4 separate regions of the Homo sapiens genome follow, and all the other regions are linked to region 4. Evidence: read pairs that join two places in POLR2A ChIA-PET (ENCODE). Cell type or tissue: PC-9. All regions are shown on one strand. Each heading gives the region's core, and the rest is flanking DNA. Links, peaks and the distances in the headings are about the cores only. Region 1 overlaps SRBD1 (S1 RNA binding domain 1). Region 2 has its middle 21 kb from the start of LINC01121. Region 3 overlaps SOCS5 (suppressor of cytokine signaling 5). Region 4 overlaps LOC107985809 (a long non-coding RNA gene).

The links. ChIA-PET counts read pairs that join two places held together with the same protein. Peaks named below come from ENCODE experiments on the same cell type or tissue, not always from the same donor. Only the 100,000 strongest peaks of a DNase experiment are listed, where the experiment ranks them.
Region 1: POLR2A ChIA-PET joins it to region 4 with 9 read pairs; 3 of 35 experiments call an interaction of 5 or more read pairs at or near these places.
Region 2: POLR2A ChIA-PET joins it to region 4 with 5 read pairs; 2 of 35 experiments call an interaction of 5 or more read pairs at or near these places.
Region 3: POLR2A ChIA-PET joins it to region 4 with 8 read pairs; 1 of 35 experiments calls an interaction of 5 or more read pairs at or near these places.

Annotation. Positions count from the first base shown.
Region 1 is chr2:45,409,252-45,417,123 of GRCh38, forward strand. SRBD1 (S1 RNA binding domain 1) reads right to left here. Exons shown (of 21, transcript NM_018079.5): 19 at 3,863-4,042. Among named protein-coding and RNA genes, the nearest start is that of LINC01121, 160 kb to the left of the region's middle. In PC-9, for the core only: no CTCF peak of the experiment used is centred there; no DNase peak of the experiment used is centred there.
Region 2 is chr2:45,271,558-45,279,429 of GRCh38, forward strand. No RefSeq gene overlaps it. Among named protein-coding and RNA genes, the nearest start is that of LINC01121, 21 kb to the left of the region's middle. In PC-9, for the core only: no CTCF peak of the experiment used is centred there; DNase peaks (open chromatin) are centred at 2,174, 3,124, 4,044 and 4,474; H3K27ac peaks cover 3,859 bases.
Region 3 is chr2:46,745,221-46,753,092 of GRCh38, forward strand. The region is part of intron 1 of SOCS5 (suppressor of cytokine signaling 5); the gene reads left to right. Among named protein-coding and RNA genes, the nearest start is that of SOCS5, 50 kb to the left of the region's middle. RefSeq lists an enhancer at 3,830-4,124. In PC-9, for the core only: no CTCF peak of the experiment used is centred there; a DNase peak (open chromatin) is centred at 3,961; H3K27ac peaks cover 720 bases.
Region 4 is chr2:45,115,373-45,123,244 of GRCh38, forward strand. LOC107985809 (a long non-coding RNA gene) reads right to left here. Exons shown (of 3, transcript XR_001739190.2): 2 at 6,079-6,151; 3 at 1,098-2,671. Among named protein-coding and RNA genes, the nearest start is that of SIX2, 110 kb to the left of the region's middle. In PC-9, for the core only: no CTCF peak of the experiment used is centred there; DNase peaks (open chromatin) are centred at 3,859, 4,659, 5,039, 5,399 and 1 weaker place; H3K27ac peaks cover 2,657 bases.

The DNA of each region.
Region 1 (7,872 bases), core at 1,111-6,110, 290 kb after region 4:
CCAAAAAAAGATAGTGATTTGCACAGAACAAAATGATAATTTAGTCTCCACGTACTCCTCAGAATTATTGCAAGAAGTCTATGAATCCCTGTGCACATATGCACCTTCTCATCAAACACTAAAAATACAATTATTATGGAACCACAATTTTTTTTATATTAAAAAAATCTGAACCATGGCCCAAAGTTGAGAACAAGACAAGGATATCTACTCTCACCATTCCTGTTCAACACTGTACTGAAGGTCCCGGCCATTGCAATAGGCAAAAAAAAAAAAAAAGAATAAAGAAAAGAAAAAAAAGAAGCATGAAGATTAAAATGGAGGAAGTAAAGTTTAATATAGTTACTGATGACATAACTACTTATATAGGAGAACTTAAGGAACGTACAAATACCTAGTAGAACTAGTAAGTTAATTTAACAAGTCTGCAGCATATAAGGTTATTATACAAAACTCGTATTTTTATATATTAGCAACAAACAAGTAGCAGCAAATTTTAAAAACTCCATTTACAATAGTGTTGAAAAACATATAACACCTTTAATAAAACACATGTAAAACCTGTACACTGAAAGCTAAAAGACACAGCTTAGAGAAATAAAAGATGACCTAAATAAATGCTGACATAATAAGTTCATGGACTAAAAGACTTGATAAATATTATTAAGACAGCAATATGACATTTTTTTTGTCTCTAAAAAAATAGAGGTAAACCACAAACTGGGAAAAAATATTCATAAATCATATATTTGACAAAGTACATTTTTATATCTGCAGAATATATTAAAACCCCCAAAACTCAATAATAAAAGGGCAAATAATTCAATTAGAAAATGGCCAAATAATATGAACAAATATTTCACAAAGAAGATATAAAAATGGCTAGTAAGCACATTAGAAAGTGTTCAGTGTTGCCAGGGAAATGCAAATTAAAACCACATAGATCTTTCCACACACATTAGAATGGCTAAAAACAACCATCACCACCTAATGTCACATGACAAAAATGCAAGGTAACCAGAATTCTCATGGTGAAAGTGTAAAATGTGAAATGGTACGACCAGAGGAGTTCCAAGAAAACTGAACTTTCATCTACCTCATGACTTATCAATTCCTCTCGTATGTATTTTTCTAAGATAAATGAAAACAAAGGTCAAAGACAACAAAAAAACTGCGCAAGAATATTCACAGCAGTTTTACTCACAATGGCCAAAAACTGGAAATAAGCAAGGTTCATGTGATATTGGGAAGTACATATCTGGCTTTCCTCCTGTTTCCCTGCAAAAAGCTCCTAAAACCTTTGGAATCTCCAGAGTGATAGATAAGAGTGTCTTTTGTATGACACGACTGGTAGCTGGGGTCCCCTAGATACCTTCAGGATAGGGGATGGTCACCAGAAAAACCAAACAAGTGACTAGAGGGGTTGTCACCTTCAGCTCCAGACCCCCAACCTCCAGGGAGGGGAGAAGGGCTGAAGGTCGAGTTGATCACTAATGGCCAATGATTCAATCATGCCTATGTAATGAAACCTACTAAAAACCCAAAAGGCCTGGGTTCCAATGAGCTTCTAGATAGCTCAACACCTGGAGGTTCCTAGAGGGTAGTATGCCCATGTAGAAGTTCCATATCCTTTCCCCCATATACCTTCCCCCTATACCTTTCCCTATACATCTTCTTCATCTGGCTGTTCATCTGTATCCTTTGTAATATCCTTTATAATAAGTGGATGAACATTAAGTAGATGTTTCCCTGAGTTCTGCAAACTGGCAAATTAATTGAACTCCAGGGTCATAGGAATCCTGAAGTTACAGGTCACAACCAGACCTCTCAAGTTGGGAGCAATCTTGTAGTTCTGAGCCCTCAACCTGTGGGATCTGACACTATCTCCAGGTAGATAGTGTCAGAAATTAACTAAATTAGAGGACACCCAGGTGACGTCTGCTGGATAATCTGCTGCAGAATTGACTGGTTGGAGGGGAGAAATCCCTACATATTTTGGTGACCAGAGGCCACGAAAGTGTTCTATGTTGTACTGAGAGTAGACAGTATAAAAAAGTTTGGTATTTCCTATATCTCTTAAATTTCATTAACAGGAAAATAGATAAGCTGTGGTATATTCACACAATGGAATATTACTGAGCAATAAAAAATAAGCTACTGGTACTTGCTACAACATGGATAAATCTCTAAATACGATGCTGAAAGAAGCCTTACACAGATGAGTACAATTGTATGGTAGAGGGAGAAAACTAACCTTTGGTAGAAAAAAATCAAAACAAGTAGTTACCTCTGGGAGGTTGGGGCAGTAACTGATCGGAAGAGGTATAAGGGAACGTTTTCAGATAATAGAAATGTTCCTGATCTCAACAGCAGTTTGGTTACACAGAAGTAGGTATTTGTCAAAATTCAGCTAATATAAACTTAAAATTTAATTGTTACGTAAATGTGACCTCAAAAGAAAAAAATCGTAAAGAATTATCAAATTGTAGTTAATTATATGAATGCTTAAGTATTTAGTGCAAAGTGTACCAATGTCTGTCTGCAATCTTCTTTGGAATGCATCAAAAACATAAGATGGGCCAGGTGCAGTGGCTCACGCCTGTAATCCCAGCTCTTTGGGAGGCCAAGGTGGGTGGATCACTTGAGTCCAGGAGTTTGAAACCAGCCTGGACAATACAGCGAAACTCTATCTCTACTAAAAATACAAAAAATTAGCCAGACCGTGGTGCTGCACACCTGTAACCCCAGCTACTTAGGAGGTTGACGCGCAAGAATCACTTGAACCCAGGAGGCAGAGGTTGCCGAGATCACACCACTGCACTCCAGTCTGGGTGACAGAGAGATCTTGTCTCAAAAACAAAACAAAACAAAACAAGACAAAAAAAAATAAGATGGATGGATAAGTAGATGGATATGTGGAAAAACAGATAGAATAAAATGTTAATGATAACATCTAGGTGTGGCTATATAGGAATTCACTGTAAAAATTTTTTTTCCAATTTTTCTGTATGGCTAAATTTTTTCATCATAAAACTGTTGGGGGAAACCAGGAACTAGTTGGATGTTCACAGAATATTATTTTTTACTTCTTTTTTCTAAGTTTTCTATAATATACTATAGTCTTTTTAAATATTTTTAAAAGAAAGCAAATTAATGACATTTACTAAAATAATCAAATATAAGTGATTTTAAAACAAAAATCTCATTTTAGATTCAATAAAAGTTAAAATATTCACTATATTTGTTACACTGTCATACAATTCAGTAAGAATCTTTAAAAAATGTCGTTATGTAGCAAGTCACTGTTTTTGAACTAATTAAAAAAATTTAAAGCTAATTAAATATGCTGTTAAAAAGATTTTTCTTTTTATACCGTAAACTTCCCTTCTACTCAAAAACTTCCCCCATGTCATTCTGTTAATGTATACTCACTAAAAGTACATCATTTCTTAGATTTTAAGATTTTAATAACCAATAAAGATAATATTAAGAAAGCTGAGTTGGTTGTTTACTTTCAAAAGGGTTTTATCTTTAGAAAAGCACAAGTTTTATGCCAGGTGCTAGTCAATTGTGTCTTGTTAATTTCCAAAACAAACAGAGGGGAGTGCCATGCAATTTCCATTACACACACTTCACCATTAGTATCAGGGTTTATTAGCTTGACAATGCTCCAGGAGTAATGGTTTCATTCCTCAGTGAAATGAAATAATGTGCCACATAACTCAGCAATGCAGAACTTCTGAAAAATGTTGTCACATTAAACGGTCATATTTTTCAGTTTCCATTATGCCAAAACAAAGGCCATTTGCTGTAAAGAACTCACTCTGCATATGGAGAATTCCCACATGGGCCTCAGACTTACCTCATTGCTATGTCATATGATTCTGGATGAATACAAGTTTGGTCCAAAGGATTTGGCTTCAGTAAAACATTCACTGCAGTTTTGCTCTTCTTTTTGCCCTGCTTCTCATTTGTGACCTCAACGTCTGCTGAAGATGTCACAGCAACTCCTTGAATTTGGCCTGAAGTTTCAGTTTGCTGACTATATAAAACCAGAAAAAACCACATTTATGAAAAGGGGAAGGTTGGGCAGAAAAGTCTTCAAATTAAAATGTGCTTACTTCTCTGTCATACAAATATGCGAAAACAGCAACCAGATTTTGACCTTTTACTTCATAGAAACTACCACTTATTTGTTTAAATCACTGGGAAAAGGGCTTTCTGTTACTTAAAGCCAAAAACATTCTTAACTGATTGTATAATTGCCATTCTAAGAGAGAAAAGAGGAAAATGTAGGGAAACAAAATAATAATATTTCCCAGAGCTAAGAAAAACAAGCTCTCAAAAGAATCTATTGAGTGTAGAACAGGATGAATAGAAAAAGACTCATACTTGGCTTCGCGCAGTGGCTCACACCTGTAATCCCAACACTTTGGGAGGCCGAGGCAGGCAGATCACCTGAGGTCAGGAGTTCGAGACCAGCCTGGCCAACATGATGAAACCCTGTCTGTACCAAAAATAAAAAAATTAGCTGGGTGTGGTGGTGCATGCCTGCCTGTAGTCCCAGCTACTTGGGAGGCTGAGGCAGGAGAATCACTTAAACCTGGCAGGCGGCGGTTGCAGTGAGCTGAGATCCTGCCACTGCACTCCAGTTTGGGCAACAGAGGGAGAGACTGTCTCAAAAAAAAAGAAAGAAAAGAAAAGCAAAAGACTCATACTTGACATATCATGGATAAACTTTACAATATAAATAATCTTTAAAATTCTAAAAGGCTTTCAAGAGAGAAAATTAAAACATTACTTTAAAAGGATCTGGAATCAGACTAGCATCAGATTTCTCACTGGCAAACATCAGATGTCAGAACATAGTGGAACAATATCTTAAAGTTTCTGAGAGAAAATGATTTTGAATTTAGAATCGCATACCTAGTCAAATTAGCATTCAAGTAGGAGGGCAAATTGAAATCATTTGCAGGTATGTAAGGACTTAAGTATAACCCATACCAAGCTCTAAAAGAATTTCTTAAGGATTAATTCTAGCAAAAACCAATAAATCAAAGAAAAATGATGATATGAACTACAAGAAACAGTGCAGAAACCACAAAAACTGATTAAATTAAATAAGTGCTCATGAATGATGTAAATATATATACATTATGTGTATATACACATATATACATATACACTATATAGTATATATGTAGTATGTATAGTGTGTATATAGTGTGTGTGTACAGTGTGTATATAGTGTGTGTGTACACACATAGTGTGTATATAGTGTGTGTACACACATAGTGTCTGTAGTGTGTGTACACACATAGTGTGTATATAGTGTGTGTGTACACATAGTGTGTATAGTGTGTGTACACACATAGTGTGTATATAGTGTGTATATAGTATGCACATACACACATAGTGTATATAGTATGTATATACACACACACATAGTGTGTATATAGTATGTATATACACACACACAGTGTGTATATAGTATGTACACACACACAGTGTGTATATAGTATGTACACACACACATAGTGTGTATATAGTATGTACACACACATATAGTGTGTATATAGTATGTACACACACATATAGTGTGTATATAGTATGTACACACAATATAGTGTGTATATAGTATGTACACACACATATAGTGTGTATATAGTATGTACACACACAGTGTTATATAGTATGTACATACACACACATATAGTGTGTATATAGTATGTATATACACACATATAGTGTGTATATAGTATGTATATACACACATATAGTGTGTATATAGTATGTATATACACACATATAGTGTGTATATAGTATGTATATACACACATATAGTGTGTATATAGTATGTATATACACACATATAGTGTGTATATAGTATGTATATACACACATATAGTGTGTATATAGTATGTATATACACACATATAGTGTGTATATAGTATGTATATACACACATATAGTGTGTATATAGTATGTATATACACACATATAGTGTGTATATAGTATGTATATACACACATATAGTGTGTATATAGTATGTATATACACACATATAGTGTGTATATAGTATGTATATACACACATATAGTGTGTATATAGTATGTATATACACACATATAGTGTGTATATAGTATGTATATACACACATATAGTGTGTATATGTGTATATACACACATTTAAAAAACAAAAATATACATCTATAAGAATATATTTTATATATATGGAGGAGTGTGTATATATAGTGTGTATGTGTATATGTATATACACACGTATATACACATGCATATAGTCTGTATACGTATATATAGGTTAAAAAACAAAAATATACATAAAATATTTTTATATATGTATAAAATATATAGAGAGAGTGAGAGAAAAGGAGGGGAGGGGAGGGGAGGGGAGGGGAGGGGAGGGGAGGGGACGGGAGAGGAGAGGAGAGGAGAGGAGAGGAGAGGAGAGGAGAGGAGAGGAGACGAGAGGAGACGAGAGGAGAGGAGAGGAGAGGAGAGGAGAGGAGAGGAGAGGAGAGGAGAGGAGAGGAGAGGAGAGGAGAGGAGTCTGAAACTAAAATCCCAGATCATCTTATCATGGGAGGCAGAGAGAGTTGAAGAGAGAAAGATTGGGAAGGATCCTGTTTCTAGTCTTCTCTAAGAGGACAGACACCTATTAACTCCAGAGGTCAGTCCAAAACCAATTTAAGGATGATCATAAGAATAGAAGATGTACAACTTTGAAATCACTAAGGAGAGATAAAGATGAGATGGGAAAACAAGGAGAGAAACAGAAAACTTATTAACTGATAAATCTAATAAATAGCGTAAAAGGAAAAGAAGAATCAGAAAGCATGATGGAGGGGCAAAATACGTAGGAAGAATAAGCCCAAACATATAAATAAATACAACAAATATGAATGTATTAATAACAGATTGAGTAAAACCACAAAATCTAGCTATGTGTTTCTAAGAGCCATATCAAAAATTAAATGTCATAGAAAGTATAAAAATTAAAAAAAACAGGCATATACAGTAACATTGCTAGCAAATAAATTTCAAAGCAAAAAACATTAAATGTGGTAGCAATATTCCATTCTGAATAAACCTATAGTTCATGAGATGTAACAGTCACAAATCTTCAAGTACCTAATTATCAGCTGGAAAAGTACAAGGCTTTAAAATAAGCTTCATCAATAAGACACTGATTAGACTAAATTACAGCCCATCCATACAATTAAATTTTATGCAGACAATATAAAGAATAAAAAATTAGAAATCTATATGTAATAATTTGGAAAGAGATCCAGAAGACTGAAACAAATAAAGCAAGTTTCAAATAGTTGCAGAGCCTGATCCCTTGTGTATACATTTTTAAAATAATAAACATATACATACAAGGTGACATAACTGTAAATTTACTTTCTGGAAGCAACATATAAGAAACTTTTTCAAGTGAGACTTGAGAGGCATCTTTTACTTTTTGTTCTTTTTTTATACTGTGAGTTTTTTGGTGTTTTTTTGGTTTGCTTGTTTTTGAGACAGATAGGATCTTGTTCTGTCGCCCAGGCTGGAGTGCAGCGGCATGATCTCGGCTCACTGCAACCTCCACCTCCTGGGTTCAGGCAATTCTCCTGTCTCAGCCTCCTGGGTAGCTGGGATTACAGGTGAGCACCACCATGCTCAGCTAATTTTTGTATTTTTAGTAGAGACGGGGTTTCACCATGTTAGCCAGGCTGGTCACAAACTCCTGGCCTCAGGTGAACGACGGCTCCTGGCCTATGCTGTGAGTTTTCTAACCAAGTGTTCAAAGAACATATAAACTAACAAAAACAGAATCATTTTATCTTCAATTTTTTTCAATTGTGA
Region 2 (7,872 bases), core at 1,142-6,141, 160 kb after region 4:
GCCACTTCTACCAGAAGTCACCGAGCTTTAGCCACCTCCTCCCTGCAGAAGCACAGGATTCCCCAAAATGCACAACTCAAGATAATGCCCCCAAAGTACATGGCACCACTTGGCCAAGGATGTGATGCTGGGAAGATCTTTAAAATATTTAACAATTGGTATGACGTGGGCACCAACCCATAAGAACAGCATTCTCACCAAAGGCATCTTCATGTTGGGTCCCTTCTGCCTTTTCATTTTAACCTTCAGTGATGTCCTCCCATGCAGAGCAGGCAGTCACTCTTACGCCTATCTGCTGAGAATTTTCTCTGTCGGCAGCATCAGCCTCTCTGTCCCAAATCCCTCCTCGTATCTAACACACTTCCCCCAGTGCCTAAGCTTTCTCCTTCAAAGGCCACCAAAGCATGTGACCCAGGCATCCCTCATTCCAACCTCCCGTTGTCACTCGAGCTTTTTCCTTGAAGTGCCTGCTCCTTTCCTTTGCTGGCCACATCTCCCCATCCTGAGCTCTGCCTTTGACTTCCTGACTCCAGTAATACTTCCCATGTTGTTGGCATCTCTTCCAGGACACTGTAGTCTGGATTTGGCACTTGATGTTATGAAACTCAGCCCCTGACTAGACAGTGCCCTGTGGTGTTCTTTTGACTGCTTCATCCATCAGTTCTGCCACCCCACCGAGGCTGTGCACGCCTGAGGGCAGGGAGCAAGCTTCAGGTTCTTCTTGTAATCCCCATTGTGTCCCAGGCAGGACTGGGCACTCTGCAGGTGTTCAATGACCATGAAGCAACCAAGTTGACTCGTGCCTGGATACGATTCCTGGTATAGACACTGATACTCACCTCCATCTTGGGGCTTCGGTTTCCTCATCTGTAAAATTAAAGGTTGTACTGTGGTCCTCAACCCTAGCATCACATTAGAATCACCTGGAAACTTAGAAGCAGTCTCACTAGCCAGGGCCTATTCCAGGGATTCTTTTTGACAAGTGTTGGGTAGGACTGGACATCAGTTTTTGTCCTTTTTTTAAGTACTGCAGGTGATTCCAATGCACAGCCAAGACTGAGCACACCTGAATTAAATCATCAAACAGTCCCATGCAACTCTGTGATTCCATGAGCTGAACTGAATGGGATGGTGTTCCAAGTGAGCTCATTTGTAACAGAGGGTTTGGTTTCAAGGTCATCCTGATGCACAGGTTGGGGAGAGGCCACAGGTGGGGGCTGTGGCAATAGCCACTGTCAGAGCTCAAGCCTTGTCATCATCTGTGCCTGTGACAGGTCCTCCCCTGGGTGCTGCTCTTAGGCGATGCATATTTCCAAAGGACTCCCAGATGCTGAATGAAAGGGTTAAGGACTCCCCAAAACCCACCTCCCCCCAACATATTATGTGCTCTTTAAAATGTCAGGAAAAGTTCAGAATTGCTGTTGGCAGGTCGTGCCAAAATTCTTGCCTGAACATATTGGATTATAAAATATGTGGATATGACAAGCCTATCTGACAGATCAGTTTACCTTATACTAAGATGATGTTTAAAAGAAAGACATGGTTTTTTTCCCTGTTGTGGTTTAAGGGTTTTGTGGTTGTTTTGTGTGTTTCCTCAGTGTTTTCTTTCTTTTCTCCTTCTTAAAATATTGTCCTGACTTTGAGTTTTGACATCAATTAAAAACTCAGCTAATGAAAAAGCTAAACCCTTGGGAACACATTAAAGACCACTTAGGAAAGTTGATTCCGGCTCCTTTTTCAAAGCCAAATCTTAGACACCAAACTAAGTTCAATTACAGACGTTCATTATTCCTTGGGTATAAAAGTCTTTTTATAACCCTCCCTCATTGTAGGGCTGCATAAATGGAGCATATTCATATTTTCCCTCTCTCTCTTTCTCTTTCTTCCCTTTCCTTCTCTCTCTCCCTCCCTCCCTCTCTCTCTCACTTGTTGAAACAAGCACAGTAATTGCATTACCAGATTTCTAGGATTAACTTTTGGTTCAAGGAAAAGTGCTGAGTTTGAGCGTGTATCTGTAATTAGAGGTGGTAGGGTAATTAGCTGCACACAGCTAGACGGTCTGCAAGGGGCCTAGAAGACAGGTCTATTTGTTCTGTTTCATCACATGATTTAATCAAACAGTGAGTGCCTTGCTCACAGGCCTCACAAAACAAATATTTGCTGATTGATTGGTTCATCAAACAACTGGTCAATTCAGTTAAACCAGCTCTTTGCTGTCCAGTAAGCCAAGGAAAGAAAAATAATTGACCTAAGTCTTTCACTTTCCAAATGGCTGCTTTGCTGCCTTACAGAAACAACTGCAGAACAGCACATGGTGGAGGTGTTGAAATCCACTCCTTTCTTTCCCTTTAATGGCTTTCCAAAATAAATAGCATTAAAAATCAATAGGCTACAAAATGAAGCCCAAAATGAAAATCTACAAAAGATATTCATCACTTTGTCTACATGAAGGCCTGCTCTCAAGCAGCCTGCCTCCTTGGGTTCAAGGTATGTCACATCACTGAGAGATGTTTAAGTCAGTGTATCCCAGGAGCAGAGCTATGTTATCCTAGGGAGGCACCCTCTCCACCACCAGCTCTCCAGAAGCAAATGCGAAGATGCAGTCAAATCTCTGGGTATTTTGATGTGGACCTGATCACATCTAGATGCAAAGGAGACATGAAGGCCAGATGCTGGTGTCCTGCCAGCTTCCCAGAGAAACCTTTGCTTTCTGTGCCACCTGTTCATTAGCAGGCTGCAAAAAACTGGCTGGAAGCCCCACTCTGCCCATTGGTAGAAATCCCCAGTGGGGAGTGCCTATGAGCAAGGCATTCACTTTATTTTCCATTCTGGAGCCGCTGTTCAGAGGATATTTGTCTCTGTTGGGCCCAGAAGAAAGAAGTTCGCCCCATAGTAAGGCAGGGTTCCAGCTGTGCACAGAAATGCCTGCCCGGAGGCTCTCTGCTGAGGCTGAAGAATGGCAGGGAGGCAGCTTTCCATGAAAAGCAATTTAAAGTGACATGATGTTAAAGGCCGGCAGTCCAAAAAAAAAGGCAAACATCCCATCACCTGTGAGTGATCCCCTGAGCCCGGGGAACATTTTTTAAAAATCTGTCTCACAATCACCCAGTGTTTAACTTGAAGTCCATTTGTTAATTTAGTAAACACAGACATGATATTGACAATATGCCTCTAATCCAGGCAGGAAGGAAGTATCCGGTGTCAGGCAACTCCAGGCCCTCTCTAGTGCCCCTCACCTGAAGGGCTGCATGAGGCGAGACAGCTCAGACAGCAGGTGGAAGGGCAATGGGGTCAGGGGTTCCTTAACCCTCTGAGGGCCAGGACACTCTCTCTTGGGAGTCGGGGAGGAATCTGTAAAGATCCTCTCTTCCCATCACCCTTAGCAGTACAAAGTGGTTTACAATTTACAAAACACCCTTCATATTTTCTGACTAAAGCTTTCAGGCCTGTCCTATGAGACAAGTTGTGATAGTTAATTTCTTACGTCAATTTGGCTGTGCTATAGTGCCCAGATATTTGGTCAAACATCATTCTATATGTTTCTGTGAAAGTATTTTTTAGATGAGATTAACATTTAAATCAAGTTAAACGGGCTTTGAGGAAAGCAGATTACACTCCATAATGTGGGTGGGCTTCATCTAAACAGCTGAAGGCCTTAACAGAACAAAGAGTTGCCTCCCAGAGCAAGAAGCAATGCTGCCGGCAACCTGCCTTTGGACTCAGCCCATGACTTGCCCCTGAGTCTTCAGCCTCATGGTCTACCCTGCAGATTTTGGACTTGAACCTCTACAATCATGTGAGCCAATTATTTAAATCTTTTTCTCTGTCTTCCCTCTCTTGCTCTCTGTCTACTATCTCTCTCTCTCTCACACACACACACACACACACACACAAACACACCCCTTGTTGGTTCTGTTTCTCTGGAGAACTCTGAATAATACACTGAAAGTGTTTTCAGTCCTGTTTTATGACGAGGAAATGGGCTTAGTGAGACTAGGAACTAACATTGGGCTACTGTGGTATAAACTGGTCACTCAGAATCAGTGCACTGGGGCAGGTTCACACACGATGACTTCATCATTCAGAAATGTAAAAGTCCAGGGCTGGTAAAGAACCCAAGAGGACAGGGCTGTGGCCCCTGATGTCAGACAAATATATGTCTTGATCATGTCACTTCTGTTCTTGAAGATTTCTGGGGCTTGTGCCCCCACCTCCTACCCCCTTCACCCATTGCTTCTTTCCACGCTGCTGATTAAATCTACCTTCTTTCTTAATTTAACCCCATTTTTTTTGGTGGTGTCATCCACACAAGGAAACATGCCTGATTGTAAAGTTTCTGGCAGGAGGCTTCTCCTTTAAATGACAATTTTAAATAGCATATACACAATGCTCAGAGCACAGGAGATACACTGCATGAGCAGTCATGTTAGTGGCATCCTACGAATGTAACCTGGGCTTTGTAAACCATAAGGCATTCAACATTCAACAAAGGTAAGGAGTCAACATTATTGTTCTAGGTTGCAGGACTGAGTGAGGTTGAGAGAACACACAATTCTTAGGTATGAGAAGCAGCTCATAAAATCTTCAAGTCCAAGGTTGAGGCTACTCCATGCTGAAATTTTGTTTAAGTAAGATGGTATGAGACAAAAGACCCTGAACTTAAGTAAGTAAATTCTGAACCCCTGGTTCAATCACCTTTCTTTTCCAAACCCTCTCACTTCTTTATGGTAAAATAAATAGGGTCCCCTTCTTTATTAAGGAGAATTGTTTTGATTGCAAGAAACAGAAACCAACTCAAGCCAACTTCAACATGCAAGTGCAGTTCTCACAGAACCCAAGGGCCAGAACAGCTGAGCCTAAGGCAGGCTCTGGAATCAGAAAATGGAAGGCCATGGGGGAACCCAGGAGACTCTTTTTCTTCCCCCTCCAATGACTTCTTTCTTGTCTCTCTGTAAACTCAGTCCACAAAGTAGAAAGAAGCCTACTCACTGGTCCTAAATTTGTATTTTTCCTTTGTTCAAAAGTTTAGTCAAGAATGGAATCTTGGCTGGACGCAGGGGCTCATGCCTCTAATCCTAGCACTCTGGGAGGTTAAGGTGGGAGGATCACTTGAGTCCAGGAGTTTGAGACCAGCCTGGGCAACATCACACCAGGCTAATTTTTAAATTTATTGTAGAGATAGGGGTCTCTACAAAAAAATTAAAAATTAGCCTGGTGTGATGGCACATTTCTGTTGTCCCAGCTACTAGGGAGGCTGAGGTGGGAGGATCACTCAAGCCTGGGAGGTAGAGGTAAGTGTTATCAGTCCTGTTTTATGGATGAGGACACTTTTTTAAAAAGAGAAAAAAGAGGAGGAGGAAGAGGAGGAGGAGGAGAACACGAAATATAATCTCTTGTTCCTTATTCCAGATTTTAGGCTAAGAAATTCTGATGGCCAACGTTTAAGCTAGATGTCCACTCCTCGTCCAGTTAGCTGGTGGGGGATGGTATCAGTTCCACCACCATGGCTGGCAGACGCCTATTCTCATGACTCATGGCTGTAGAATGTGGACCATGGCCCCCAAATTGGCAACCATACCAGCATTTCTCAGACCTGTCTCTGCATCAGAATCATCTGGAAAACTTGGGGAAAAAAATACAGATTCCCTAAGCCTATCTGGCACAGAGACCTTGGACTAGTGGCTGCAAGCAGTCTTGTCTACTTTTCCTAGAACATTCCAGGAATAGAAGAGAATAATCAGTACATTTAGCAGTACTGATTAGTACAGTCCTCCCTACTCTTCCATCCCTACTTCCTCTTACCCCATCCAAATGATTCTATGCAACTGTTTGAAGACCTGTTTTGGGGAACCACTGTAAAATATCATCAGACAATGCAGAATAAGAGATGCAGAATAATAAGCTAATGACCTTGTACACACTTTTCACTGTGTATCAAGAGCTTTCCCACTTACCAAGTTCTTCCTGCCCAGCTGGGCATTGTGCTAGGCTGTTTAATACGTATCACCTCATTGCATCCTCACAACCCCATAAGGTACATGCTTTTCATTTTCATTTGACAGACAAAGAAAACAAAGCTCAGAGACGTTAAGTGACTTGCGCAAGCCTTCTTAGTAAGCGACAAAACCACTTACTTATATATCTGTCTCCTTTGGTTGACCCTTTAGTGCCATGAGGTCATGGGTCAGAGGTGCCTGCTTTTGCCCATCCCAGGATCCCCAACACTAAGCGTGATGCCTGACATAGGAGAGGTGCTCAATAATGTCTGTGGGTGAATGTCAAGTAAATGAATGGCAGCCTGATGGTCTTTAGGCTGAGCCACTCCGCGTATCCCAGGGAGAGAGCTTCCCAACCAGCTGGCTGTGACACCTTCCCAAGTCCTGTGGGCTTCTCGGCGGACTGAGCTCCATATCCTTTCAGCGGCTGGGGCAGCCAGAGCCCTCAGACCTGGAACGTCCTCTGGCTGTTAGCACCTCATCTACTTTCCCTAGAATGTCAAACTATTATGTTCTGCGTGTGTTATGTTTTGTGAAAGTGGGAAGTATAGCACAATCTCATTTAAAGAGTAAAGATTCGTCCTGCTCATCAAAGATTTGTAAGGTGGGCTGTACCCCCAACACAGCTCTTTTTGGTTATCCAAAAGCCATTCTGAGATCTTCAGAAAATTGTTCTGCATTCCCCATGACGGGAGAGTAACTGAATGACAGTCCTTCTGAGCCAGCAGCCACCTCCCTTGCAGCTAGAGCACCCCAAGGCTTCCTTCACCTGGTCCAGACTTAAACTCAGACCCTAGTGGCAGGGTGCGGACAGGGACAGAGATGTTGACCGAGGCCAAGGTTGACAGTATCTGGCATTCCTCATATGAAACCCAGAATCTCTAAGGCCGATGCCAGGACGCCAAAATGCCTTTCCTGCCAGGGGATTATGTTCATTTGCACAGGATCTGAGATAGAAATTCCAAAGAGATGATACTGGAAACCAAAGGCCTATATCATATTAATAATACAGACAGGAAGGCTCCCCCAGCAGCTGGTAGCAAACATCTATTAAATAAAGAAAGGGACCTGGCCCCAGCCCAAAGCCCAGCAATCCAGCCAGGTCATTTCAGATTACAAATAGAAACAATTAAACCATATTATAGACCTTGTCTCTTGTTGGCTATTAGGTTTCTGCACTTACATGCTAATTTCTGAGTCAAGGAATCAGAGATCTCCCCAGATTAGGTATCTACCACCGCTCAGCAGGCTACAAAAGTCAAGCTGTATTTGCACTTCACTTGGATCCTCTGTGTCCACGACGGCTGCAGAGAGAGCTGGAAGCCAAAGTCAGCTGAGAGCTGCGTTACAAGGCATCAGCTCTGCCTTCAGAGGGCTTGGACCAGAGGCCTGGCTTGGCCACTCACCAGCTGAGTGACTGTGGGAGAGGCAGAACCCACATTTGAACACTTCTAACTTCAGTCTGCGCAAGCACCCGAGCCCTCACCTTCTCAAAACCCCAATTCTAGTTCCTACCACTTCTTCAGCCGGAGAGCAGCTAGCTGGCTAAGCTGATGTCAAGAGTGGACAATGACATCTTTAAATAGTATGGGTTCAAATGTAGATGAATAAAACTTCAGCCTTCTTATCTATGAAACGAAAATATAATAACCCCTGCCTGGATTCTGGACTATCTGGGTTCATATTCTTGCTCAGGTCACTAGTTGTATAACTTTAATTACTTAAATTCTTGTGGTCTCAATTTCCTCATCCATAAAATGGGAACTGCCTTCTAGAAAAAGGTAATGAGATTGTTGTATTTCTTCTTCTGCAAACCTCTAATTCTTGTCCTTTGTCCATTTTTCTTTTGGGACATACCTTTTATTGATTTTTAAAG
Region 3 (7,872 bases), core at 974-5,973, 1.6 Mb after region 4:
TGTTTAAACCTGCTTTTCTTTATCTGCAAAAGAAGTCTCAATTTTAAGCCATGTTTATGGGAAATGACTATACCTTAAACTGTGTAGAAGTTCTTTTAGGGGGAGACAGGAAAGGGAAAGTTTGTGTTGGAAGAATAGCATTTCTTTGATTACATATTTTTGTAGCTGACACTACATTTACATTGTTTAAATTGAACATAAAATTGTACCTGATCAAAAACATGTCTAGCTATGGAGTATGAGACTATTTAAATAACTCAGTATTATACATTAGGATTTTTCTTTTATTTAATTGGAGAGGAGTATGATCAGAATTAGTTGTAACTGTTGTGCTATGTTAGACCTTAAATAACTGGATTCCATTTGTGGAATGCTGTGCTTATTTTAAAAATTCTAATATTAAAAGAAAAATCACAGATCTTTGAGGTTAGCTAATTGAGTTGCTTGTAGAGGAAGGACTACCTGGGCTGGCTAGAGACAGAGGGTTGTTTATCCTCTTTAACATTTCCCATGAAAGACTCTGCACAAATCTCTTTCGATTGTTTATTTACCTTTTTAACCATTTGAAATTTAATTTTTTCCTGAGAGTTTCTTTGTCTTGGTCTTTAGAAGGATTGAAGAGCGGCCAGTCAGAATTCCCATTTTTAAAGAAAGGGTCTCTGTATATGTAAAAACAAACATTTGATCACCTTCATTCTCCAGATGGCATAATTCCAACTATATTATCTCAATATTCCTAAATTATAATACCGTTAACTGTTGTTTTGCTGTACTTTTTCTTCCCAGTTTTTAAAGGGTGGAGGAGGTAGCCAGACACGGAGCCCTTTGAGTTTTTTTTTTTTCTCTGATGCTTGAAATCCTGGGATCAATATTATGAAGGATGCTCCAGAAGGGAGTGAGGGTGGAGAAAGGTAGACTGTTTAGGCATCTGATTCATCCATGCAAATGATGAAGACTGAACCTGTTAGGGGGCAGTGGAGATGGAGAAGAGGGATAGGCCCAATATGGTTGTGAAGTAGGCTATAGACTCACATTCTTATTATTCACCACTCCCCAGAGTAAGTACAAAGGCAGTGGTAACTCTAGAATATCTAGCATGTTTTCTCTCCTGCCATTTGAATCTTCTCCTTTGGAGTATAGAAATATTCCATCAGGGCCGGGTGGCTCACGCCTGTAATCCCAGCACTTTGGGAGGCCGAGGTGGGTGGATTACAAGGTCAGGAGATTGAGACCATCCTGGCTAACACGGTGAAAACCCGTCTCTAGTAAAAATACAAAAAATTAGCCAGGCGTGGTGGCGGACATCTGTAGTCCCAGCTACTCGGGAGGCTGAGGCAGGAGAATGGTGTGAACCTGAGAGGTAGAGGTTGCAGTGAGCCGAGATTGCACCACTGCACTCCAGCCTGGGCGACAGAGACTCCATCTCAAAAAAAAAAAAAGATCCCATCAGCCTGTCTCCTTTAAGGTTATATATTTTTGTTACATCTCTTTTAATTTTGGTTTCTACATGTTTGTTGTTAGTACGGTATATAGTTATGTAATTGATCTTTGTGTGTTGATCTTGTATCCTGTGACCCTGCTAAACTCACTTAGTTTACTTTTCTTTCTTTTTTAAGATTCCTTAGGGTTTGCTATGTAGACAATCACATCATCAGAAAATGGAGTTTTATTTTCTCTTTTCCAATTTGCATGACTTTATTTCTTTTTTTTTTTTTTTTTTTTTGCCTTATTGAGCTGGCTGTTGCATCTCTTTTGATCTCTTGTTCTGGCCATCAGTGATTACATATCAAGGTTGCTAGACAGATTTGTTTCTTCTGCCTAGAACAGTTTGCATGGGCTGGTGTTTTCCTTGAGCAAAGATTTTAATTACTGATTCAAAGTCTTTAACGGCTACTGATTTTTAATTTCTTCTTGAGTCAGTTTTGGTAATTTATGTTTTTCTAAAAATCTAGTCATTTCTTCTTAGTTTTTAAATTTATTTGCTTACAGTTGTTCATAGTGGTCTCTTACTTTTTTTTGAGACAGGATTTTGCTCTGTTGGTCAGGCTGGAGTGTGATAGTGCAGTCACAGCTCACTGCAGCCTTTACCTCCTGGGCTCAAGTGATCCTCCCACCTCAGCCTCCAGAGTAACTGGAACCACAGGCGCACACCACCATACCTGGCTAACTTTTGTATATAGAGGCAGGGTTTTGCCTTGTTGCCCAGGCTGGTCTCAAACTCCTGGGCTCAAGCAGTCTGTCTGCCTTGGCCTCCCAAAGTGCTGAGATTACAGGCATGAGCCACTATGCCCGGCTAGTCTCTTTTAAATCTGTTTTATATCTCCATGTGTTCCCTTTTTTATGTCTTGCATAATGTGTCCATGTAGTCTGTGGCCCTGGGCTGTTACACTTTTTAAGGTTTCTTTGTTCTTCTCTTCCTGTGGTCATTGTACTTACACGTAGTACTCCTCTATAACCACATCCCCAACCCTTCTAATTTGCAGTTTCTAAGCTGCTATGCCCTTGGTGTCTAGCAAATAAAGTTTGCTTAAATTGAAGGTCAATTTAGAGTAAATAGGCATAGAGAAAGAGCTTTAAATATTTACATCTGAGAGCTTGAACTTTATCGTCATATTGTCCACATGTGGTACTCAGCAAATGTTAAAATGAATATTTAAAAAATCTTTTCAGATTCTGAGCTTTTGATAGGTTAGGTTTAATTTTAGTTGTTAATAAACTAAAGATTTCTTGATTGTCCTATTTCTAAAAACTAAATTTGTATGTTACATGCTAATTGGTAAAACCAAAACTAAGCTGTATTACTTGGAGTTTCTAGTTGATGATTTTGTTCAACATGCTTCTCTACATTTGTTTTCTTACGTGATTAAAAGTTATCCTTATTTGCCTTTACTTCTCCCGATACCCTTCTCAAATATCCTGCTAAAGACTAATTTTAAGATGTTTCCATTGTCTTTTCTCTTTTCTTTTTCTTTTTTTTTTTTTTTTGACACAGTCTCACTCTGTCACCCAGGCTGGAGTGCAGTGGTACGAACTTGGCTCACTGCAGCCTCAGCCTCCCAGGTTCCAGCAATCCTCCCACCTCAGCCTCATGAGTCGCTGGGACCACAGATGCATGCCACTTGGCCTGGCTAATTTTAGAAAATCTTATTGTAGAGACAGGGTCTGTCTGTTGCTCAGGCTGGTCTCAAACTCCTGGGCTCAAGCGATCCTCCTGCCTCAGCCTCCAAAAGTGTTGGGATTATAAGCATGAGCCACTGTGTCTGGACAAATTTTCCTTTTTCTTATGGTGTCAGGGAGGGTAGATCCAAAAAGGGGCACGCATTGTCCTGATCAGTTTCTTTCTTTGTTTCTTTCTTGGATTCATTACAAGTTGTCAAATTATTTTCCATTAGTTTTTTTTAGAGCTAAAATTTGGCATAGGAGACAGTAGTATCTTTTAAGTTTGTTAAAGATTAGTAAATGTATTCTAAGCAGTTTTAGATAAAAAGTAAAAAAGTTGTTATTATCAAAACATTATTTTATTTATTTTAGTCCTTAGAGTCTTCATATTTCTTGTGATACTTGATCTAAACTGCTGGGGTTATAAAGTGGTTATCCTCCCTAGAGAAGGAAATGGTGCAGATTCCATTTGCTCACTTACCATTGGTAACTGAATATTATTTGTAAATTATTAGCAGAATCATAATGAGCTCACTGTTAAGTAGTTCCCCTAATCAGAGACTCTTTTCTGGATTAAGCTGTCTGCTAAATTCCTCAACTGAGAGTTGTTTTACTTTGTTGGTATTTTTGTTTATATTTAACCACCTTTTATATTAAGGGAGATTTGTGGGAAGCATTGATGCCCTGTGCTCTAGTAAGCATGATCAGTAGAGGCAGTGCTGACAGTACTAGTCACATGTGGTTATAATGCTGAGTAAAATGTTATTTACTTTACTAAGTTGGTTTGCCTAACGGAAGTAGTCTCCCTGGAGATGGGATATCAATGCAGAACTGACTCAGCAATAATCTCTCCCTAGTCATAAAACAGCCTTACTTTTTGTTACTGTCACTAACATGAACTAACATGCTTTGGATTGGTTGTATATCAGAAGCTATGATTTTTGTCGCCCTATTATATACTTAGTTGTTTTTACCTTATGTCATGTTATCCTGGAAAGGCCGAGACTTAGGTCTCTAACACAGCTAGTGGGAGCTTGAATTTGATTTTAGGTCCTGCTAAATCTAAGGCTTATGTTGTTTGTGTTATACCACAGTCTGCCAATAATGCTGGCCAAATAAGAAACATTTTGATGAATCGTGTATTTGTTAGTATATTACATAAGATATTTTCCCCATAAGAAAATGAAGCATAACCTCTTAGGATTTTAGGCTTCTCTAGTGTACAGTATCTATAGAGCAAAATTTAAATTGTGGTAGTGTTTTATAGACTAAAAAAGAATCAGAAGCCCCTCCAAATGAATAAGGACTGTGTTCCCGGACCTTACCCAGTACTGTACAGATTAGCTATCCTTAGTTTTTGTAGATGAGCTGTAGAGTCAATGGCTTAGGAACATTGAAATGTCCATAGTGTTTCTTAGGATATAATATGGAAGTTGGAGTCATGGATAGAACTTTCACTCTGGCAGATACTGTACATAGGAAAGTGACATTTGTGGCATGACCCAGAAGAACTGAAAGAAAGAAGTATTTTTTAAAAGAGAGAAAAGCTAAAGATGCTAGATAATACTGGTAACATTTTTAAAACCTCTCTGTCTTTTGAATATCTCCTATGAGCCATTTTATGTATATTATTTCTATCATCACATCCAACCCATAAGGTAGATATTATCGTCATTGTACCAAGGGGCTAATTTAGGTTCAGAAATATGAAGAAAGACATTCAAGGTTATAGGATTCTTAAATGGTAATGCTGGAATTCATCCTTTCTGCTCCTGCCTCCCAAATGTTTGATTGTTTTATTGCCTATCCGCTTTTCATTCTGGTGCCCTAAGCAAAGCATAGGCAGTATCTGTACGTGAGATTTGGGCTTAAGAATAAGATTTCTGCTAGGCTCGGCGTGCCCTCCTACGTGATACCAGAAGTTAGAATTGTGTGGATAAAACTTAGGAACTGGAAATGTAAAATTAAATACTTACTTTTTTTTTAATTAGAAAAAGAAATAGCCCTAAAATTGTCTTTTTTGGAGAGTAGGATTGCAGGGACTGTATCACACATGACTCTTAATTTGGTTCTGTGTCTTCTTTTTTCTTCTTTTTAAAAATGGACCACTATATTAATGTACAGAGAAAAATACAAGAACTTATTAAACTCCATCCCTTGAAATTAGGCATCTGATTACAAAATACATTCTTAACTGACCATATAATTAAAAGTAGTATTCAGAGAAGCAGTAGAACTTACTAATATAGAACCATTTGTTACAATAATACCAGAACATTTCTGAGCGGTATACAGGCCTACACAAGGGTCATGGGTTTAATAGTTGATAGGCATTTAAAGTACAGATACCGAAACATTGTTGGTAGGCCCATGAATATACTTGAGATTCTTTTGGTCAGAGTATTGTTTCATTACAATTAAAATAGAATAGGCTAGAAATTTTCTTTTGAGTATGCATGTGCTACCTCTGTCAACTTTTCATGTTGGAGTGATGCTGAGTTTGTATAATAATTTGAGATATATTCCATCTTTTTATGTTCTCCAATAATTCAAAATATGGATATGATGTATCCTCTGAAGTTTTAAAGAACTTAATGACACTATTGTACTTGGACTTAGAATAATTAATATACTGTTCTAAAATTGACTCAAAAAGAGGTAGAGAAGCTGAATAGACCAAATAATAATAGAAGAAATTGAAGTCCAAGTTGTTATTAATCTCTCAGATATATCGGTTTCTACATCTATAAAATTAAGATAATTATTACTCGTAGGGTTGTTGGGAGAAGTAAAATGCTTATGTCAGAGCCTGGTACATTGTTAGCCCCCAATAATGTAAATTGTCATCACAGCCATTACTGTCAAGATTATTACTCTTTTTTCAAGATTCAGCTTTTTTCCAGAGTTTTATTTCTTTGATTACTCACTTCAAAGAATCTTAGATTTACTGTTAAAAAATGTAATTGCCAGAGGTTTTTCTCTTTTGCTAGTCTGATTCCATCTCTGACATAGTTTACTTAAAAAAAAATACACTTTATAAGAAATAAAAAGGAATGTAGACACAGACATGCAAGTGTTTTTTTTTATTATAAGAGAAGATTATGTACAGGTTTTGCATAAAAGAAAACATGTGGAAAGATACTCACCAGAATATTAACAGTGATTATCTCTAGGTGGTGGGACTTCAAGTGAGGGTTAGATTTTTTAAAATATTTCTGGAGTATTTTAATTATTCTGTGTGTATATTATTTTTCTAAGAAAGTTTTCTATTTTATAACTTCATGCTCTAGTGATCATCCATTTACTTAATGCACTTAAGATGATAATCTTAGAGTATTGATCTTCAAACTGTTCCATAGAATGACTGTTAGATTTGGTAAACATAATCTTAAATGTTTTATGTAGTACATCAGGGGTTGGCAAACTATGGCGTATGGGCAAAATCTGGCCCACCACTGGTTGTTGTATAGCCCACCATGAACTAAGAATGGATTTTATGTTTTTAAATGGTTAATGAAAATCAGAAGAATAATATTTTGTGACAAGGGAAAATTATATGAAATTTAAGTATCACTGACCATAAATAAGGTTATATTGGCATGCAGCTATGCTTATTTACTTGCATGTTGCCTATGGCTGCATTCAGGCTACAGTGGCAGAGTTCAGTAGTTGCCATAGAGACTGTACGGCCCACAAAACCTAAAACATTTACTGCCTGGCCTTTTGGAGAAAATGTTTGCTGAACCCTGTACCACATTAGAGAAACCTATTTAGTTCAGTGTTTTGTTCTTTTTTTTTTTTTTCGGCGAGTATTACCACCTGAGCTCTACCTCCTGTCTAGTCAGCGGCAGCATTAGATGCTCATAGGATTCAGCCCTGTTGTGAACTGCGCACAGGGGATCTAGGTTGCGTGTTCCTTATGAGACTCTTAACTAATGCCTGATGATATAAGGTGGAACAGTTTCATCCTAAAACCTTCCATGAAACCAGTCCCTGGTGCCAAAAAGGTTGGGGACTGCTGTTTTAGAAGTCTCTGAGTGCCTCTTCTAATTCTCTACCCTTCCCCATAATAGGCAACCATTATCCTAACTTTGCTGACATCCCCTTGCTTTTGTATCTTTATTATATATGTATGTATACCTAAACAATATATTTGGGGGTTTGCTTGTTTAAAAGGTAAATTGTTTCATAATGGATATATTCATCTCTTATAATTTCTTTCTCTAAGCATTATGTTTTGAGTGTTACATTTTATATTGATACAAGTAGCTATAGTTGATCATTTCTGCTATATAGTGCTCCACTGTATGAATGTATACTAATGGACTAATTATCATTTACTTACATATCTCCATGACAGCCACAACAGCAACATTTTAAAAATTCAATTTGTTGACTGTCTTCAAACCCCTACCTGACAAAACTGTTTTATTTCGTGTTTTCTCTCTGAAACAGCATCTCTATTCATGCATTTGCCTAAGCAAGACTCCTAGTGTCATTTTCAATACCACTCTCTCCTCATTTCCCATTTTCAATTGATCTTCAATCCTATAGATTTGACATCTGAACATCTCATAGCCATCTCTCCTATCACCATCCTAGTCAGGTGCTTGCTTGGACTCCTGCAGTAGTCTTCAGTGCCATATCAGCATCCACCCTTGCTCTCTTATCATGGATTATGAGGCTTACCTCTCCAACTTCATCTTGACACAC
Region 4 (7,872 bases), core at 1,708-6,707:
CTTCACATACTGCCTTAATTACATTATTGCCTCCAGGGACAGGAGGTGGTGAACTGAATGGGGGAAACAGCAGGCAGGGCAGAGGCAATAAGGAAACCTTGGCAATGATATGATAGGGGGCACAGATGTGGCCTTGCATTCTTTCTATGAAATGACCTCTGTAACTCAAGAGGACAAGAACCTTATGTGTCCAGTTCCCCTTTATATTCTTAGCACTGAGGTGAGTGCTCAGTTTATGTTCAATAAATATCTGCTGAAGGAATGACACTTGGGCTTCCAAGCCAGTTCAGCCCTTCATGAACTCTCCGGGTCTTTTGCTTTTCCTCATCTCTAAACTGAGAGGGCTGCTGCTGTAGTTCATTTATACTGCTGTATTATATTCTACTGCATAGATCTCAGACATATCATGTTGAGTGGGAAAGAAAAGTAAATATTAGATAATGACATGCAATATTAATTACCATCTTTCAAAGCTAAAAAAAAAAGCAAAAGTAAACAATATGCTGTTCAGGGATACATAGTATATCAGTCAGCTATTGCCACAATAATGCTGCCTAACAAATGACTCCAAAACTCAGTGGCTGACAACATTCATGTATTCTTACCCAGGTGTCTGTGGATTGGCTGGGAGTTGGTTAATCCAGGCTGGGCTCAGTTGCACTTAGTTCTAACTTCAGATTGGGTCCAGGTCTTCCCCATAGGTCTCTCATCCTCCTTGGAGCAGCAGGTGACCTGAAGCATGTTTTTCTCATGGCAGAGGCAGAAATACAAGTGGGGAATGTGGAAACAGGTGATTCCTCTTAAGGCCTGGGCTCAGAATTTTCACCGTCACAGCCTGCAACATTCTACTGACCAAAGCAAATCTAACATCTTGGGCAGAGAAATGTATTTCACTTCCAATGGAAGGAACTGCCAAATTATATGTCAAAGGAAGGATATTTAACTCAGAGCAATAATGCAATCTACCATGCTAACATATTTGGCAAAACTATAAAAATCATTGTGGGGGGTGGGGCTATAAACATAAAGTCCCGGACAGTGGTTATTTCTGTTGGGGAAGTAGGAGGGACATCAATTGTAATGGTCTGGTTCTAAGGTTGAGTGGTGGGTTCACAGGTTTTATTATTATGCTTTATAATTTGCATACATATTATCCTGCACATATCAAATGTTACATAATTAAAACAGTACATTTAAATAAATAGGTAAAGGGTGTGATCCAACTATACGAGAGGTTCTTTTCAGTGGTAACATTATATGTTCTACAGTTCTAAGGTAAGCAGGAACTAGGAGCTCACCTCTGGAGATGGAAAGCTCCTGAACGTTCAGCAGGAATCCTGGCCACCCGGCACCCAGGCTCAGACAGAGGCCTTTCTTAGTGTGGGAAGGTGAGAAGATGTATTCCTTGCCTAGAGAGCTATGAGAAGTCTGTAGGAAACAATTCAATTCAGATGTGAGATAGCACAGAGAGCCCTTGTTTCAACTGCTGGCTGACTTGGCTGCATATCCCAGTGGATACTCTGGCCTTGGGAGAGTTAGGTTATCCTCTCAGTCTGTTTCCCTGTTCACGGAGGAGAGGTCGCTATGTCATATCTCGGAGGATGGCTATGAATCTTAGAATGAGGGAGTTTCTATTTGATTTCTGATGTTGAGCACACAGGCCGTGAGGCACAGTGTGTTGCAAAGTTGAATACCTGTGTCTGAATCTGACTGTGCTGCTGGTGAGATGGGGATGGGTCCTCAGGCAGTAAGTTAACTTTTCCAGTTCTCCGTTGCCTTCTGTAATGTAAAGACATATGTTCTGTGGTTGAAATGAATGCTATGTGTTATGTAGCTGACACATAGAGGGGAGGGCTCCATAAATGTTAATCCCTTTCCCCTCCCACTTCCATCCTGTACGCAGCTTCCTTCCATCGATGGCACAAAGATGGTGGGGGAAAGAGGTCGAGTTCATGACCAGGTGTCTTCAGGAGGAGAGACGGCATGGATGTTGAATCCAGGCTCCTTGGTTGAAAGGGTGTCTCAGGTGTGGGTACTGGGAGGGGGTTGGGCCTAGGGAAGGATTATGTTTTCCATTATTCAAACATCTCCAATTTCAGCCTCCAATTTGGGGAAGCAAAATAATTTTGGCCCCCCAAGCAGTATCTGTCTCTGGAACTCATTATCTGCTTTGTTAAGTTCAGAGACATTCTGATAAGGGTAATTGAATTAGGCTTCTCAGGACTCCTACAAGCAGGCTGGCTGCCACAGTAGGGGGTCTTGCTGTCCAGGCTTCTTGACACGCAGGCTCTCCCTCCACTGTTCTGCTTTGGAGTGGGCCCTCCTGGGGGTTGCAGTGCCTTGGGCTTGGCCTTTGAAGATCTTTGCATTGCAGGGAAGCCTCTCTACACTCCAGAGTCTCATCATGCTTCCCAGGGTCCTGCTTTAAATCTCTTCCCAGCCCACTTTGGAGGCCTCTGGAAGTGAGGGGGGCAAGAAGTCTTCCCTTGAGGTGGAGGAATTTCTGGAGGTCAAGGAAATGTCCACCCGGGGACAAAAGAGCAAGAGGTCAAGGTTCAAATGATGTTGACCTAAATTTTTCCCAATTCCAGAAGGTTTTTTTTTGTTGTTTTTTTTTCCCTCAGGGAAACTTGCTTCCACCCTTCTCACAGATTTGGCAGGGCTCTGACACCTGAAATGACAGAAGCCTGGTCATTTGGAGATATTATTATGACAGCAGCCACTCAAGTTTTCAAACATCTGCAATAAGAGTTACATGACCCCTGTCAGAATGTGTGCAGACCAGGCCTCTATTTCTCACACCTTGGCCATGGTCTCTATACTCCCACCCATTCTTCCTCTTCTTGTGACCTGGCACTAAAAAACCTCATCAGGCCTGTTTGCCGCACACCTCTTAGGAGTTGTTTTTATTTCCTCCCATCGAACCAAGGCCTCATGGAAACTTAGCATAAAGGGAATAGTAACTATGCAGTGTGCCCTTCAAGGTCAGAGCAAGACCTTTCAGTTCCATGAATCTGTTAGTCCTGCCTCATTTCTCCAACCTCTGCCCACCAGGCAGCCCTACGTATCCATCCCCTGATGAGCCCACTGAGCTCCCATCAGTATTATAAGCAAAAGTAATGTATTTCAGAGACCACTAGAACAGATCTGGGTTCAAACCCCAACTCTAGAATTTACTACCAGTGTGATGTTTGGTAACCTGAGAGGATTAGCATTACGCAGAGGCTCCCGAACTTCCTCAGTTCATAGTGTCTTTAGCATCTCAGTAATTTTTCACAGTATCTCTAGGCCTTAAGAAAAATGTGTTTCATTTATCAGGAAGTTAGAACCAAACTATGTAATAGGAATTTATGTCCTGACAAAGTAATTACATATAAATTGAAAGAAAAAAGTTAATAGTTTGATTTTATTTTATTTTATTTTATTTTATTTTTTTTTTTTTTTTGAGAAGGAGTCTCACTCTGTCACCCAGGCTGGAGTGCAGTGGTGCGATCTCGGCTCACTGCAACCTCTGCCTCCTGGGTTCAAGTGATTCTCCTGCCTCAACCTCCTGAGTAGCTGGGATTATAGGCATGCGCCACCACACCCGGCTAATTTTGTATTTTTAGTAGAGATGGGGTTTCACCATGTTAGCCAGGCTGGTCTTGAACCCCTGACCTCAAGTGATCTGCCCACCTTGGCCTCCAAAAGTGCTACGATTACAGGTGTGAGCCACCGCGCCTGGCCGATTTTATTCTTAAGTAGTAATGATTGCTTATTAGTGGGATGCAGACACCTATTGGGCACTGTACAACTTCTCAGACCTTGGAATCTGACTGAACATTGCTTCCCTCATCTCCTGTTACATATTGACTTTCATTGCTCCACAAAGATGTGACATCATCAAAAGGAATGCAGTATGATCTAATGTTGAAACTGTGAACTACCTTGAGCTAGTAGTTTGCACAGTGTCTAACAGACATTAAGCATCATGATATTACCCTCAAAAATTTAAAATAATCCACGGTCTCCCTACAAATTTGCTTTGGCATCCAGAGTGGGAACTGTAGCAGTAGTGTTTGAAAAGTACCTAACATATTGTAGACATTTAAAAAATGGCAGCTATTATGACTTCTCTTTGAACTTTTAAAGTCACATTTGGTTGCCCTATGACTAAATTGCCGTGCCACCAGGCTAGACTACAGTCTCCCTGAAGGTTGACTTATCTAGGTATCCCCTATGAATGGAACAGAGTATGTGTTGGGTAAATGTTTCTTTAATGGTGGATGGATGGATGGCTTTTGGACCGCTCATCTCTTGGTTCATCTGTATTTACAAGCATGTGTGTATCTATCCATTATTGCATCTATGCATCCTATAAGCAGCGGAAACTTGACTTCTTTGTCAGCTGGAGCTGCCTCTCAACCCCTGTCCCATTCTAATGGATGGTGTTGACTCCTCTTCCTCTTTCTGTCTACCTCATGTTGCCTTGAAGAACCATCATCCTTTGGGCATCAGCTCTAGGATTATCTTTCATGCCTGTAGCTTGTTTTCTCAAAGTCTCTTCAAATTCTTGTAGGATAGAAGCAGGCCTAACTCGCCCATGAATTCCTGCATTTTCTGGTGTGGAATGTTGCTTACAGGGCTGACTGTGGACTAGGTGCTCAGTAAATACTTGCTACATGAATGACTTGATTTATGTTGTGGTTTTATGCAGAAACCAATGTCAACATTTTGATAAACTTGTCTAGTGACTCATTAATTACAAAATATGCAGCAAGTGAGAAGCCAGTACAGCCTCATGGCTCAGTGAAGGAAAGAAGAGTCAGGACAACTTCAGCAGTCAGCGAGGGCTTCACTGAGGAGGGGGCCACAACTGGATGTTGAATGGTGGGCAGGATTCAGAGGAGCCAAAGGAAGGAGGCAGGCTTTCAGGACTGGGATGATAGGGCACAGCAAGAAAAATGGCCTGGAGGAAGAAATGGGCTGGGTGCATGAGGGCCCAGAGAAGCAAAGGGCTTACTTGTATAGAGAGAGAATGAGATGGAATTCCAAGGAGTAACGTTGGCTAAGAAAATCCTAAGATCTTGAAAGCTAGGAGGAAGTACTTTAAAATGTGAACATTAGCAGTTAACTGGAAGGTATACTACAGAGTTGGCTGCATAACGGTGGTTCCACCATATTGAATCACTTTACCTAGGGAAAGGGGACAAGGGGTGGAGGGAAAATTAAAATAATATGCCCAGTTACAGGAGAAGTCCAAATGAAAACATTTTGCTTGGGTTTAACTGGCCATAGGTCTGATGGTTTTCTATCCACCACACAAGTAAATAGCTCAAGGGCAGGCTGCCCACCAGCATAAGCCTTTGTGTGGAAAATACTGCCAGTGTGGCCATGGAAAATGCCCTCTTGCTGACCATAATTATACAGAATGTGTGCAAATAAAAGCTGAAAGAAAACCCTTTTGCAGAAGCATGGTTTTTTCTGTTCTTATTTTGACAGAGTGGAAGAGAAATTCACAGACCATTTTCTCATTCTCCTAGTTGGGGCAGAATGAGCTCATGCTGCATGGCTGGGCTGGGGGTTGGGTTTCAGTGAGAGGCCTAAAAACTGGTTTCTCCACAGAGGCCTACATTGATGGGTCTTTCAGTCCTGAGATGGCTTGGTGTGGGGATGAGGGTCATTGAGGAGAAGGCCGCAGAGGCCGTTTCTTTGTTTAGCTCTGATTAACCAGAAAGGTTTGATCTTCTTCAGCCAAAGGGAGATGGGAGAAGTTGGGGGTGTTTAAAGCATGTATCTACTTTTTAAGGTGAACTTCAGCAGAAGGTAATTCTTCTGAGTCCCCAACTCTTTCGTGTGGTTCCCATCAGAGACAATTTCTGACTCTGAATAAGCCCAGAGCATGACAAATGTCTCCTAGAGAGAGTCCTCTTTAAGCCACAGGATAACAGATTTTGTTCCTTCAAGTTTTACAACTGCCCTTCCAGAAAACTGCCCGTCCTCTTCTTCTCTTGGATATTTTTAGGAACACTTGAGTGAAAAACACTTGAATGAAGAGTTGGTATTTGCCAGTCTGGCAGTGATGCATGCCTGGATTACCTGGTCCCATCAGGACTGGGCTCCAAAGTGCAAAGAGGCAAAGGATCGACAGCTGCTTTGGTCCAGCTCTGAGCTGCAAGGAGAAGAGAGATACGCTCAGGGTCCCTGCAATTATAGAAGATTTATTGCAGGACACACATGCAGTGGAGCTGGAAATGGTCTAGGAACTAGAAAATTAGAAGAATCCAAGGTAACCCTGGAGACCAGTCCCCTTCCCAACATCTCTTGGTCTGTCTGCCTGTCTGGCTCATTCTCTCTGCTTACTCATGGATTCTTTACTTCACCTTGCCTAGGGCCCATCACGACTGCCAGCTTCCTTCACTTCAGCAACTCTCTGTACAACTTTTGGCCTCTATCTCCAATGTTATCTGGCTATTTCTCAGTTTCTTTCTTTCTTTTTTTTTTTTTAAAGACAGAGTCTTGCTCTGTCACCCAGGCTGGAGTGCAGTGGCACAATCTCGGCTCACTGGAACCTCTGCCTCCCAGGTTCAAGCAATTCTCCTGCCTCAGCCTCCCGAGCAGCTGTGACTATAGGCACGTGCCCAGCCTCAGTTTCTTAAGAGAAATATAAAGGGCTCAACTAGCCTTGATCATTTGGAGGGGGGCAGGGTCTAATGGTCTGGTCAGCTCATGGTTTGGTTGCCCTTGTGTTGAGCACCCACCCAGAGCGCAGTTCATGGAGGGGTGGACAACATAAGGAGCAGAGGTTATGAGTTGGGGTGTGGACAAAGCAAGGACCACTTGCCATATCTATTACAATAATCATTCTGAACAGCACTGATAGGGAAGGCTGTGGTGAGACTACACACATTGTTTTGATCAGTTTAGCTAACATTTATTTCAAATGTAAAAAAAATATTTTTTTGGCCAGGTGTAGTAGCTCACACCTGTAATCCCAGCACTCTGGGAGGCTGAGGCGGGTGGATCACTTGATGTCAGGAGTTCAAGACCCGCCTGGCCAACATGGTGAAACCCTGTCTCTACAAAAATATACAAAAATTAGCCAGGTATGGTGGCACATGCCTGTAGTCCCAGCTACTCAGGAGGCTGAGGCAGGAGAATCGCTGGAACCCAGGACGTGGAGGTTGCAGTGAGCCAAGATCATGCCACTGCACTCCAGCCTGGGTGAAAAAGTGAGACCCTGTCTCAAAGGAAAAAAATTATTTTTATGAGAAGAAAGAACCTGATAATGAATACCAGGGGACTGTGACATAGTCTAAGACACACAGGTATATTTGTACCCAATAATACCCAAATAGCCTGGTAAATAATCTATACTTCTCACTTCAACTCTTTAGTGTCATGTTGGAGAAAAAACCTCATATTCCATCAAAAACAAAGCAAACCTTATTCAACTGGCTGTTCGCATTTTTAAAATGTGTTTTGTGTTTTAAACATATCATCTATTCAAAGGAGATGAGAGGAATTATAATGTTCAGGTTAAAACCCCCATTTCTTTTTAAACTTAACTTCTTGGGAAGACAACCCTACTTTGTCATAAGCAATGCCTCAGGATATGTAAATGCAACCGTGACCTGCCAACATGTATTTAGCATATTCTGGACTCTGTGACAGGTCCCCTTAGTTACAGCAGATGTTGTATTCAGGCATGGCAGAGGGACATGGCAAAGTTTGGGTATAGAATTTAGGATTACATTTTGCTACTAGTAACACATATCCAAATAGCACTAGATAAGACAAAGAAGTTCATTTTTCTCCCGAGTCAAAGTTTACAACAACCCATGGCTTTGCTGTGTTCATTCCAGCCTTGGGAACTCCAATTCTCAGGGGTGG